Regions from separate parts of the Homo sapiens genome. Here region 2 is linked to region 1. A link is an interaction called in ENCODE POLR2A ChIA-PET data of the cell type or tissue named here. Cell type or tissue: MCF 10A. All regions are shown on one strand.

Region 1 (2,500 bases):
CTGGCCTTGCATCGCTGCCTGGCATCCTGTGGGGAACCCTCCTGTAATATGCAGTTGATGGGACCATCAGTGGTGACTGTCGGGCAGCTTAGCATTGGTGCTTTTGAAGAAACGAGAATGCCCACCCCACACTTCACGTTCTCTGTGGGGATTGTGCCGCACGGGCGCCCCAGCTCTGCCACCCCAGCTGCCTTCTCACACGTACCTTGTGGCCCCTCCTGTCTGTTATTAGTGGGTGCCTAATCACTGTCCCTGGATCTCTGCAGGAACTCAGGGGCTCTGTCCATGGCCTGATCGCGTCCGTCTGTCTGCATAGCTGGCTCAGGCGAGAGAGTGTTAGTGGGCGGTGTTTAGGGCGAGTTACTGTGCACTTCTTCTGGGTGGACTTGAGGACTTGCCTGAGAGTCCAGGACAAGGCCGAGCTCAGGCAGGTGGAGAGAGAATGTAAACCTAAAGCTCGTGCACATTTCAAAATCACTCTTCTCTGGGAGTTTCGTTCATTACGCTGCTGCTTTTTTGCCCTAGTGAAGGCTGCTGTTAATGGTTATTAGGCACGTTACCTGAGACTGAGACTTTCATTAACTTGTATTTTCATCTACCCCTTACCCAGGAGTGTTGTGATCATGACAGCTAGCTCCATTCTCTCTCTTTCTCCATAGTAAACCAAGCCTGTGGACTATGTAATAGAAAGACATCCTTCTCCTAAAATTCCCTTTATGGTTTCAGGACCATAAATTGCTCTCTTCATATGTAGCATATAGCAGTTATACTGCCTGTATTTCTCAGTAAGTGCTACTGAAATTTAAAATAAGCTGCATTTTAATGTCTACATTATGTGAGCATTACATGAGAAGTGTGTATGTTCCAATATGCATTAGCATGATGGACTCACACATAGGTAGCCATGCATCTGTTCTATATTTTTTATCATTTCAATAGATGCAGAAAGAGGGATGTCCCTTCCACCCCATGTAACCCCTCCTCCTCATGGAGGTGACTGTACTTGGCTCCTAGCTTGAAAGTGTTCAGTGGGTTTGGGCTGGCATCTAGCCCTCTGGCCTGGAATCCTGTCTTCTCCTGCAACACCAAAACCGGGTTTGTTTGAAATAGGTAGATGACAAACAGTGGAAGGTGGGTAATAAGCCTGAGGAAATAAAATACTAGAAACAGCCTGCAAACTCATTAACAGCTCCTGAGGGAGGCCTCTAAGATCACTGTATTGAGCATAAGAGAATGTGGAGCCCCGTCTAAACTCCAGAAGGGTCTAGGAGGCTGCAGGAAGCCTGGGTGCTCAGCGTGGGGTACCCAGTGGCCTGGCTGTCTTATGCTGGCCCGATTGTCCCAGCCTGGAGATGAGCTCCATGTCCTGTGCGTGGATGAGCGCTGCACTATGTGTGGATGAGGATGGCTCTGCACACCAGCATGTGTTAGATTCCAGTGGCTTCAACTTGTCCTGAGTACTATCTGCATGTACATATTCACACAGAAGAAGTCAGGGCTTTGCCTTTAAATATAAAAAGGTGACATGATAACAATATTAATGTGAGCCTTCTAGATTTTTATTTCAGCAGTCCCCAGGGAGGGTCAACTTCACATTAGCCCACAAGGAGCACAGAGATAACACAGTGCTGACTTAGTGGATGCTTTCATCAGACAGTGTGGTGAGCCAGTGCCCTTGCCAGGAGGCCCCACCCACTCTGCAAAGTCAAGTGGAGTTGTGAGACTCCTCCAAGGGCACAGTAATAACAGAGGTAGCTCGCCCATACAGAATGTGTCCCCTGATCTTTATGATTTCCTTCCATTTCACAGTCACATTCTATGGGTCACTCTTACTGTTACCCCCATTTTACAGGCAAGGAAATTGACACGAAGAAGTTGAGTAGCTAGTAAGTGGCAAAGTCAGAGTTTCAGCTCCATCAGCCGACTCCACAGCCATGGGCAGATTATACAGGGCTGATGTTTCACTTTGTCTTGTCTAACCTAGAAGTGACCTAATGTCACAACTAAAAAGCACATGGAAAGTCTCACAGTCATGGAATAACCATGTAATTTGTACATTTAGGTAACCCCTATGAACCTCCACCTCCTTATCTAAAAATGCAGACTATAGTACCTGCCATTCACAGCCACTGTGCAGTTTTGAAGTAGTAGGCTTTAGGCATCTGCAGTAATGCTTAACTGCGTATCATTTAGGCCTAGATACTGATGTGCATATAAATGACAGTATTTGCTTTAAAATACCATTAGGGAGAGGCTTCACTTCCCGGAGGGTGAATTAGACATACTTTTCTCTATTTCTCCTGCTAAGTACAACTTAAAACCTTGGACAGTAAGTATAAGACAAATATAAGAAAGCTCTGAAAGATGGGGAGAAATAGGCCAGCTAGCCATGGACTTCAGGGCCAAGGGACCCGGTAGGCCTTATTTATAATATCTATGGGCCAGGAAACAATCTTCAGAGGACTAAAAGTAACTGAACCATGCAGAACATGTTCTCCAA
Region 2 (2,500 bases), 610 kb before region 1:
GCTCCATTTGGAGGTGAGAAACTGAAGCAGGCAGAAGATGAGATGATAATGATCAGAACCTGGGCTTGCATTGAAACCTGAGAAACGAAGTTGGTTGCTCATGATAACCATCATTCTAGTGTTATTTTTCCTTGTATATTTTATGTATACACTTGCCTGAGTTGCAAATGTAATATTTCCCCAAATCTGAAACTTAGTATCATTAAATGCCATCTATTACATCTTCAAGTATGAAAACCCATGTGAGAACAATTGCTGAAGTTTCCATCTGAGGAGGAACCCTGTGCTGTGTAAACTGCAGCTCTGTGCCTTTTTACACTGTGAACTGTGTAAACACCTGTGTTTGCTTTTCTACTTTGACTACTGAAAGTCTTCAGGCAGTGCTACCTACTTTCAGGTATTCATTCTGAACTATGTGCATACTAAACACCTTAAGTCTGTGGAGTAAGGCAGGGGTTGACTAAGTGAACTATTACCTAAGAAGCAGTTTTAGAAACTAAGTATTAAATCTGAAATACAGAATGTGGCTTAAAAACAAATTCTAAGGAGGTGGCTTTTGTTTAAAACAATGAAGACAAAGGGAAAGACCTCCCAGGATCTCTTCCAGCCAGGGGGTTCCGTCCTTGCACATTGATTTCATGCAAAGAAATGATTTTTCTTGTGTTTTTTCCTCCTTTCAGCAAGGTCATAAGGAGAGTCAAAATCCTGATCGAGTCTTTGTTTCTAAATGAGGAGCTTAGATAGTGATTTCTTAAAATGGGCCATATTTGGAAGCCATTTACCTAATTTTATTCAGAATATTTTTACTTAAAGCAGTTTTCAAAACTCGACGTTTTCCAGTTTGCTTGGCTGCATCCACGTCTCACCTTAAGCAGCACACCCCTCCGTCCTCGGGAGGGAAGCAGTGAGTTTGGTTCTGTGTTGTGCTCCCTGTTGTACCAGTGCAGTGCTCGGCAAACCCCAGGTGGAGGAGTATGGCCCAAGAATGTAGATGAACTGGGAACCCCTCCCTTGTCTGGATGCAGCTGCTCTGAGGAAACAATGCTGGCCGCACTGCCCGGAAAAAGGCGAGGCTGCCCAGCCCAGCGCTGGCCCCGAGGGTGTTCTGCAATGATGGAAACATTGTATAGTTTGTATCTTGGCTACTGAGCCCTTGAAATATGGCTAATGATGGAGAAGCTAAAGCTAATTCTTTTTTTTTTTTTGAGACAAGAGTTTCGCTCATTGCCCAGGCTGGAGTGCAATGGCACGAAGTTGGCTCACCACAACCTCTGCCTCCCCGGTTCAAGCGATTCTCCTGCCTCAGCCTCCTGGATAGCTGGGATTACAGGCGTGCATCACCACACCTGGCTAATTTTTTTGTATTTTTAGTAGAGACGGGGTTTCTCCAGCTAATTCTTAATTCTATTTAATTGTAAGTAACTTAAGCTCCAGTAGCTGAGAGTGGCTATGAGAGTGGCTATGAGAGTGCCTCCCACGTAGGGCAGTGCAGGCATATTTCTTCCCTCAATTATGTCACTTTCTTTGCTCCTCCTCATTTCCTGGCATCTTTGGTTAGCACTGCTGGCTTCAAAAACATCACAAACTTTAAATGTAGGCCCTGTTCTCAGGATGTCCAGCCCCACAAGGAAGGAACAGGCAGCAGCAAGGTCAGAGCATCCAGGTGTGCGTGTGGGTATGGATGCCAGCCCAGCAGGCAGGGTTGCACAGGTGTCTTTACCCAGTGGACTCTGTTTAGATTTGACAGGAAGGTGTCAGAGCAAATCACAGGGGCTTCAGAAAGAAGGGATTTTGTTCGTTTACAAACTGCAGTTTGCAGTTTATCCTTTTCTTGGTCACAGGCGCATTTGAAAGTGTATTGCTAATGAAATTGGAAAGTATGCATTTCCCCCAAATCTGAGATTTACTCACAACAAGCACAGTGGGGACAAAGCCAGAGGCACTGACAAGGCAGTGTGAGAAGAGCAGAGGTGGCAGCAGGCCCCAGGAGACAGGTGTGTTAGGTCAACAGCAGGCCCCTTAACCCACCACAGGGCTCTGGTTACTCACCTCATTGGCAGCAAAGTTCCAGAAAACACAGGATCCAAGGCCGGACACCCGTAGCTTGGTTCATCATTGTTCAAGGGGTCTGTGTTCCCATCTGAGAAAGAGCTTGTGCCTGAAAACGTTCCCACTCTTCTTGGTATCACTCTCTTCAGAGTGGAGAGAAAAAATATCTAGTGTTCTGAGTAAAACATTAAGTTTTCTAAAATCTCTGAAGGTTTAAATGTTGGTATAAAGAACTAAGACAACTAACAAGTGCTTTAAAAATATAAGAGAAAATGTTTCGTAATGGAGAGAACTCAGTCTGACCCGCCAGTTGCAAACAAGGAGAGGTGCAGGAGGTTCGGAACCAGATCATTCCTAGGTTCTGCCGTAAGACAGAGTGCGCCTAGTGTGTGCCTTGCCAGCCTTCCTTAGGAATGCTCTTCTGCTCTTGTGGAAGGTATCCTGTTCCCCA

What was found. ChIA-PET counts read pairs that join two places held together with the same protein. Peaks named below come from ENCODE experiments on the same cell type or tissue, not always from the same donor. Only the 100,000 strongest peaks of a DNase experiment are listed, where the experiment ranks them.
Region 2: POLR2A ChIA-PET joins it to region 1 with 5 read pairs; 2 of 35 experiments call an interaction of 5 or more read pairs at or near these places.

What each region holds. Positions count from the first base shown.
Region 1 is chr7:47,342,062-47,344,561 of GRCh38, reverse strand. The region is part of intron 20 of TNS3 (tensin 3); the gene reads left to right. Among named protein-coding and RNA genes, the nearest start is that of SNORD151, 120 kb to the left of the region's middle. RefSeq lists an enhancer at 1-219. In MCF 10A, no CTCF peak of the experiment used is centred here; no DNase peak of the experiment used is centred here.
Region 2 is chr7:47,949,415-47,951,914 of GRCh38, reverse strand. It overlaps a transcript of PKD1L1 not described here. Among named protein-coding and RNA genes, the nearest start is that of PKD1L1, 2.2 kb to the right of the region's middle. RefSeq lists an enhancer at 243-372. In MCF 10A, no CTCF peak of the experiment used is centred here; a DNase peak (open chromatin) is centred at 1,024.